Regions from separate parts of the Homo sapiens genome. Here region 1 is linked to region 2. The links are chromatin loops, found by intact Hi-C in ENCODE. Cell type or tissue: B cell. All regions are shown on one strand. Links, peaks and the distances in the headings refer to the core of each region. The heading gives the core; the rest is flanking DNA.

Evidence for each region. Peaks named below come from ENCODE experiments on the same cell type or tissue, not always from the same donor. Only the 100,000 strongest peaks of a DNase experiment are listed, where the experiment ranks them.
Region 1: a loop joins it to region 2, with 9 times the contacts of the local background. A loop is called at or near these places in 1 of 110 quality-filtered maps.

What each region holds. Positions count from the first base shown.
Region 1 is chr1:67,110,886-67,115,283 of GRCh38, forward strand. All of the region lies in intron 5 of C1orf141 (chromosome 1 open reading frame 141), which reads right to left. Among named protein-coding and RNA genes, the nearest start is that of C1orf141, 22 kb to the right of the region's middle. In B cell, for the core only: no CTCF peak of the experiment used is centred there; a DNase peak (open chromatin) is centred at 1,816; H3K4me3 peaks cover 666 bases; H3K27ac peaks cover 608 bases.
Region 2 is chr1:66,400,064-66,404,461 of GRCh38, forward strand. No RefSeq gene overlaps it. Among named protein-coding and RNA genes, the nearest start is that of SGIP1, 130 kb to the right of the region's middle. RefSeq lists enhancers at 273-1,472, 964-1,043, 1,134-1,183, 1,314-1,443. In B cell, for the core only: no CTCF peak of the experiment used is centred there; DNase peaks (open chromatin) are centred at 1,388, 2,338 and 3,468; H3K27ac peaks cover 1,235 bases.

The DNA.
Region 1 (4,398 bases), core at 270-4,269, 710 kb after region 2:
CCTAAGTCTGTATTTCTCCATATTTCTTTATATATATATTATATATATATAAAATACAAAAATTAATACTTAAGAGACTCTCTAAAGTGACTTTCCCTTGCTAATTCTCTGGTTTAATTTATCTCTATAGTTCCCTATATAAAAACTACTGAATGATGTCCAAGGCACACTCAATGCTCAGAGCTAGTCACTCTTCAGCATGCCCATGAACTTCTGCTGAAGTGATTATCAAGAGTCAATAGTGTTGGTTCCAAACCTCTTTCTGGTAGTTGCTATTGCAATTATGTAATTTAATTAACCACCACACATAGCATACTCAAAAAAAGGTCTTGGTTACACATTAAAAGATTAACAAATTGATATATATTTTTATTTAATAAATTTGGATGTTTAAGTTTTACATGTATGTTTTTTATGATGCTCTGTCTTAACTGACTTTATAAGTGCTAGTCCTTACCATGTTCAATAATCTCTACTGTATTGAAATATCTCCAACAAATAATATATTATCTTCTCTACTGTCTCCATACATAAAGTTTTACATAATATCAGAGATGAAATCACTTTAACATTTTATCATTTTGAATCCTAAAATTCACTTGAATTTTGGATTTGTAGGAGCATATATAAAATTATTAGGACTAATTTGAATTTCTATTAAGTAATTACTGAGTATACAAATTACACCTACCTCAGTTGTATCCTTAAGATAAAGATAGGGTCTAATAGATCTTGATTTTAGATGTTCTTCTACTGGCTCTAAAGAAACAAACATAAGTATTTCCATGCTATTAAGTTACTTCTAATTAAACCCAATCAACCATTTTCTCCACTGCAGTAAACTTTTAAGAAATGTAAAAGAATAATTTTATTTACTTACATATGCATTGCTTGTACATGGTTAGAGCTAAATCTATTTTAGAATAATTTGCCTTAAAGTGAATTTCTATTAACAGACTATAACTTTCAATTATTTACTATTATATGATAAAGCTATATTGTCTTGGAAAATGATGGATTTCTAAATAAAATAGAATCATATGTGTTATTCAAAAAATATTTTGGCTAATTCCTTTGAAAAGAGAAATAGAAATAGTCCCTTCTACCTGCATTTCTCTCATATTCAGTTATGAGTTTTAGTAATCTGAATTATCATCCAATGGATATTCTTAAAGTAAGTATGGTGCAGGGGTCAGGCATACAGACTTTGGACTTAGATAGCCTGGGTCCAAATTGCACCTTTTTGTGTGGGTTACATAGCCATAGCCATAGGAAAGTTACTTAACATCTGTGAGTCTTACTTTCCTCATTTGTTAACTGGAAACAATAGCACTTATAGAAATACTTTCTGAGTTAAATGAAATAATAGATGTAACAAATTTAATACGGAGTCTGGTAGTCATTCAATCAATAGTTATTTGTTGATCAACTATATGCCAGACACTGATGGACTCTGGAATTGTGACTCCTGCCCAATGATGCATACATTTTAGTGGGTAATATGGAAAATAAACAAACAAAAAAACAAGACATTGGACTTGTGCAGTGGCTTACACCTATAACCCCAGCACTTTGGGAGGCCAGGACAGGTGGATCACTGGAGCCCAGGAGTTTGAGACTAGCCTGGGCAACATGGTGAAACCCTGTCTCTAAAAAAAAAGTACAAAAATTAGCTGAGTGTGGTGGTGTGTCTGTAGTCTCAGCTACTCAAGAGACTGAGGTGGGAGGATTACTGAGCCAGGGAGGTCGAAGCTGCAGTGAGCCGTGACCACACTGCTGCATTCCAGCCTGGGCAACAGAGTGAGACCGTGTCAGAAAAAGAAAACCACCAAAAAACAAAAAACCAAGGGGTGAATAATTGAAATTTATTCTGTAACAGAAATAAACACACTTTGGTGAGGGAGAACCATAAAAGAGGTATATTGTTGATAGCGTAGTCAGAGGACGCCTCTCTGAACAGATGACATTAACCAAAATATGCAAATGAGCTACAAGTTGCATGAATAGAGTATTGGTGTGTCTAGGCAGAGGGGAAAATATATATTCCTTTCAGGCAATCTGGTAGTTGTACTGAAAAGAGGCTAATGAAGTTGCAATTTGTTTATTTATTTTGAGATAGAGTCTTGCTCTGTCGCCCAGGCTGGAGTGCAGTGGCACCATCTCAGTTCACTGCAGTCTCCACCTCCTGGGTTCAAGTGATTCTCATGCCTCAGCCTCCCAAGTAGCTGGGATTACAAGTGTGCACCACCACACCCGGCTAATTTTTGTATTTTTAGTAGAGATGGGGTTTCACCATGTTGGCCAGGCTGGTCTTGAGCTCCTGACCTCAAGTGATCTGCCTACCTTGACCTCCCAAAGATCTGGGATTACAGGTGTGAACCACCCTGCCTGGTTGAAGATGCAATTTAAATGAAGGCCAGGGAGGTAGGGAATGAGGCTGAATACACACACAAGGTTCACAATATACAGGTCTTTGTTTCTTTTCTTTCTTTTTTTTTAGATGGAGTTTCACTCTTGTTGCCCAGGCTAGAGTGCAATGGTGCAATCTCAGCTTACTGCAACCTCTGCCTCCTGGGTTCAAGGGATTCTCCTGCCTCAGCCTCTCAAGTAGCTGGGATGACAGGTGTGTACTACCATGCCCGGCTAATTTTGTATTTTTAGTACAGACAGGGTTTCGCCATGTTGGTCAGGCTGGCCTCAAACTCTTGACCTCAAGTGATCCACTTGCCTTGGCATCTCAAAGTGCTGGGATTACAGCCATGAGCCACCGTGCCCGGCCAGGTCTTTGTAAGAAGTACAAGTTTCATACTAAGTACAATGAGAATCCGCTGAAGAGGCTTTAATCAGGATCAGCCTACTTTTAAAAGATCACTATATGATTTAAGGAAAGAAAATGGATTAGAGATTTTTGCTACCATTATGGAAGGCCAGGTGATTAGTAACAGCCCTCCTGCTGAAAACACCTTAAAAGGCTAGATTGAATATTTTTTAAAGTCTAAAGAGAATCATTGACTTAAAAGATGATAAGGGATCCCTGGTCTTAAATCTAGGAGAAGATAAGAACTCAGATAGGGAAGCCCAACATGCCAAGCCACTTTTTCCCTGAGAGTATTTGTGATGTGAAGGTAAGATCAAGTTTTGGAAGCTTCATGGCTTGAGATAGAAAAAAACAAAAAGCTGACCAAAGGTCCAAAGTTTTGATATTTAAATGTTCTCCAGTTCCCTTCCCCCACACACAAAAAACCCCCACACCTATTCATTTTACCTGGGATCCAAAAGGGTTACAACCTTAGGGTGAACTAGAATAGTTAAGATTGCCACCTGGATGTTTTAGGGAAAGTGAAGCCTTGAATGCTTTAGTATGTTCTGACAAGTACTGCCTCCATATACCTGGCATAAACAATAAAAAAAAAAAAAATCTTTTCTGGAGTAACGTATCATCACCCTAGTTCTCAAATTGTTCCTATAAATAATTTTCCAAATACCGTCCAGCACACATTCAAAGATAATAAGACACATAAGGAAATATGACATTATGAAAGTGAATCATGAGAAATAAAATAACAATGTGTATAACAAATCCTTTGAGAAATCAAGTTATGAAGCATAATAGAGAAATTAAGCAATAGGGGGTGATGTGGAGTCAAGAAACCTCAGTTAAGAAGGTTGATGAGAATTATGCAATTGAATGATTGTTTGATAATGGAGAGAAAGAGAAAAACGAAGGCAACACGAAAAGCTCAAATTCTCTGAGAACTGATAATGCTGATTCCTAGCTCACGGACTCCTAAAATTTCTTTTTTATTTTGAGATGGAGTCTCGCTCTTGTCACCCAGGCTGGAGTGCAGTGGCACGATCTCAGCTCACTGCAGCCTCTGCCTCCTGGGTTCAAGCGATTCTTCTGCCTAGTCTCCTGAGTAGCTGGGATTACAGGCACGCACCACCATGCCCGGCTAATTTTTGTACGTTTAATAGAGACGGGGTTTCGCCATGTTGGCCAGGCTGGTCTCGAACTCCTGACCTCAGGGGATCCACCCGCCTCGGCCTCCCAAAGTGCTGGGATTAGAGGCGTAAGCCAGCGTGCCCACCCAGCCAGATTCCTAAAATTTCTAACTTGAAAGTAAGTTTCTATTAAGCAAGCTGTTCATACTTGACTTCTAAAAAACAATAACAAGGAAATTCTCAGCATTGAGCTGAAAGGAAACTCAGAGATTTTCTTTCTAGAAGAAAACAACACATAACACTATAAACATAAAAATATATTCCTATTTTGTGAATTGTATAAATTGTCCATTCTGATATTTAACATCTCTTCTTCTTAGTAAGTTCTTTTTTATAGTTCATGGAAATGCTTTTGACAGAGATCAAATTATCAAGAACCTTTAAGACACACATCGG
Region 2 (4,398 bases), core at 246-4,245:
TTCAACAAGACAGAAAAATGAGCAAAGACACTCACAAAGTAAAATGTCTTGTTACAGAGGTATTTTGCTAATGAAATGAGTCAACACGTAGAAAGAACTTAGAGCAGAATTAGGTACATGCACACTCAATACATTTATCACACCAAATCCTGCTCACCGTAGGTCAGCATTCTCTCCATATTAGAGAAATGAAGGTACAAAGAATGTGCCCTTCTAGCCTAAGATCATGCAGTAAGTTGCAAACCTGGGCTTCAAACCCAGTCCTGACTCCAGTGTCCAAGTTCTTATTTACTATTCTGAGTGTTAGTGTGAACTTTGATTTTAGGACTGAAAGGGATGTTAGAATTTACCTCAGACATTTTAGAGAGAAAAACTGAGGTTTGGAAAGGTGAGTCATTTGCCCAAATGCACAAAGATAGAGAATGGTAGAGGAAGAAGAACGAGGAGGAGGAGGAGGAGGAGGGGGAGGAAAAAGGAAAGGAAAGCAAAGGAAGGGAAGGGAAGGGAAGGGAAAGGAAGGAAAAGAGGACAAAAGGAAGGAAAGAAGCCAGGTCCTGTGTTTAGGGACCTTTCCAAATCAAAGGAAATCTGGGAAGGTTCTAACTTATTTCACGGAAAAGGAGTGCATCAGGAGGGAAATCCACAAGAAAGCTTTGAGAAATGCTCTCAAAGAGGTTCTGACTCTCACAGGTAGTGCTAGACGTTTCTCAGTAATCCTGAGATCAGTCTATTTCTCTCCCTCACAGCCCCATGCCTGGACTAAGCCTGTTTTGTCTTGTCTTGTCTTGTCTTGTCTTGTCTTGTCTTGTCTTGTCTTGTTTTGTTTTGTTTTGTTTTAGAGGCAGGGTCTCACTCTGTCACCCAGACTGGAGTGCAGTGGTGCCGTCAGGGTTCACTGCAGTCTCTACCTCCCAGGCTTAAGTGATCCTCCAACCTCAGCCTCCGGAGTAGCTGGGACTACAGGCACACACCACCATGCCTGGCAAATTTTGTTTTGTTTTGTTTTGTTTTGTTTTTGTAGGGATGGGGTCTCACTGTGTTTTTCAGGCTGATCTCAAACCCTTGGCTTCAAATGATCCTCCTGACTCAGCCTGCCAAAACACTGGTATTACAGGTGTGAGCCACCATGCCTGGCCTAAAGGTTTAATTAAAGAGGTGAACTCCCATGTCAAGGAGAGTGTTAAAAGGTAAGAATTGAAGTTTGTTTTCTCTGGCTTAGGGAAATCCTGACCCAGAGATGTGGAGAAGGATATTGAAGATGTTTTATACCAAATTATAAAATCTTGGATTAGGAGATTTCAGAAGACTTCCTAACATGTACTGTGGCTGCTCTTGCCACATGAAAAAAACCCATGGTCCTGTAGAGTATGCTCCAGTGATTTCTGGGAATCCCCAGGTGGAATCCCACATGTACTCATGAACCAGCTTTATTGGCTACTATGTTGCTTCTACCCCGTTTTTTCTTTTTTCTTAAACTCATTCTGTGTAACGAAGCTGCCTCACTCAGTAGTGAGAATGAAGATTAAATGAGATAGCACATAGGCACTCAATAAATCAAAATTTGTTGCAATAATGCCATTAATAATGAAGAAAAATAACTCCGCTAGTCGCTTCTGCTATTTTAAACTAGATGTCCACTGGAGTCAAGAGAGACTAGAATAAACTACTAAGGAATATTTGAAGGGAAAGATAATCCTTTTCTGTCAAAGACAGTGATTCAGGCTTCAAAGGCAGGAGGATGACCCAGTCTGGACACAATAACAATTCCAGGCACAAGTTGCTATGTGTTGCAGGCAGGATCTCCTAAATGGAGTCCTGGTGGACACCTGTCCTAAAAGCACCCAGAGCTCACACTGCTCCAGCCTGCACCTCTCACCTCCAGCCACCTTGGAGAATGAAGATAAAGACAGTGATCACTCCAGAGTGCATGCTGAGGCTCAGGGCCTGTGCTACATGCTGCAAGTATGTGACCTCACTGAGTCCTCACAGCAACTTATAAAGCCAATGCCCTTTACAGAAGGAGAATATATAAATTCATAAGAGTTAAATACCTTGCCCAAGGAAGTGTCTATTTTCTGACTGTAAGACACATCCTTAACCCCTCTGTATATGTCAGGAGTTTCCGGTAAATGTTCTCTACCTAGACCTGCAAGAAGGACTCCTTCTCTGCTCATCTGCTTAGACCCTAAAACCATCCCCACATCCTGGCCTCCTATGAGTCTAGCCTGGCTGCTTTGCATCCTCCCCTCATGGGAGTATTTGTGAAGAATGGATTTAGCTTCTTGGCTCTGCAGCTTTGCTTCTGAGCCAGACAGAGGACTCACATGACTCCAAGTGTCAGGTCCCCAGGGACACCAGTGCGAACACCAGCTGCAGCTGTGACTCCTTTTGCACACACTGTTTTTGGAGGAGCTCTTACCACACTCTGAGGGACTGAGCACACTATTCACTTTCTGAAGGGTACTGAAGGAACATCTGGGGTCATCCTGCCTTGGTCAATATCCCTACATCTCTGCAGTAAAAGGCAAGCTCTTCTCACCCTTCCAAGCACGGAAATGCCTGCTGTCAGGGAGAAAACTTCCAGCAAAAGCTGGTGCTTTTGGACAGTACCAGATCTCCCTATCCCAGCTGATTTTCATAATTTCCTAGTCCTGAAATCGAGGCAGCATTTGCCAATGTCTATGCTTCTTGCTGGCAAGAAGATACAGTCTCAGCAGAATCTGCATGCAGCACTTTGGGGAAGAAAACTTGAGTGTTTTCAACATCTATCCTGCAGGCTTGATGTCCAGGTTTCCATGTAGGTCCTTGAAAGTCATGTCTAATAGAGTTGTGTACTACGTGTGCCTCAAGCTCCAAAATCCTTTGTCAGCAGCTCGAAATGACATCTGCTACTTGCTTAAAACCTCATGTCCTTCTTGAAAGTATTAGCCCCACTCTCACATTAGTTTAAGATCCTCATCAGAGAATTTTCTAAAGAGCCTGTATTAAGGATTTCACGGGAAGATATCCTTGATCTTCCTCTGTAATGCATCTCAATTCCTTATAACCTAACCCAAATACAACAAACCAAAATAATTTTGAGATCAGACAGACTGAAGCTGAAATTACCCAAAATGCCACTGGTCAGGTTTCCTGGAAACAGACTCATAGAGGGAGATTTTTGCCAGATGTTTCTTGGAGAGTGCTCTCGGGAACATCTATAAGGGACCAAGGGAAACAGGACTGGGCAGAGAGAGTTGAATAGAATGAAACAGAGGTTTAAGCTGATCCCATGGGGGAGTTCTGAATCTGGGTTGGCCTTTTAGAGATGTCTCAGATTAACCTCTCTGACCTTCGTATCTCTGCACAGACCAGCTTCCAGGGAGAGGTTGTGTGTAACCTTGGATAAGGCAGTTACCTTTGGTAAAGAGAGCCATTTTCAAAGAGGAATTTACTTATGGGCCATCAGCAGGCAATGTTTGCAACCACTGGGGGCACTGAATGCCTTTGTTTTAAAGGTGGGATTTAGGTGGCACACCACAGCATCCACTGCACAAGGAAACTCTCTTACTCTCTAGGAAACAGAGGCCTAGAGAAGAAAAGCGGGTGGCCCAGGGTCACACAGCAAGGTGATGGAATAAAAAAACAGTATGGACTGCTATGGAAACCGGGAGCATTAAAACAAAAAAGACAAAAACAAAACAAAAAACACTAGAATTGCAATGAGGACCATAAACCTCAAAATGTTTTCCCTCTAATATCAATATACCTATTTTTTTGCTAAGCATATCCTATTGTGCCAGCCAGTGTGTTAAGTATGTTACATTAATTAATATATTAACTAATCAGAGGGAACCCCATAAAGTAGGTATTATCACCCTTATTCTGTAATGAGGAAACAATTTAGTAGCCTAGCAAAGTGTCTAGCACATATTAAACATCCGTCTGTCTCCAATGCCTGTGCTTACAACCCACACCTTCCTCTCTACAATTCACCTAGGAGCCTTCTCTCTACCATTGTAAATTATGCTATCGCCCCAATCATCAACAGTTTAAGAGAGGAACAAGTCACCATTCTCTGCCCAGCAATCCCTCACTGCCATGAGAACTGCTATTTTTGTCACCATTTGTGATTCCTTACTAGTCCACCACCATTCTTATGCTGGCTTCATAAAATGAATTTCTAGTTTATCCGGCCAAAGGCCCATGGATCACAACGCTGTGACTAAACATTCTTTCAAGCATACAGCAAATATTTATTGGGTGCACGCTATGTGCTGGCGTCCTGCTAAGCACTTTGCATTCATTCTCTCGTACCACCCTATGAGGCAAATATTTTGATTCCTACTTTATAGATGAGAAAAACAGAGGTTTAGATAGTGCAATCACTGACCCAAGATCACGTAGCCTGGATTTAAA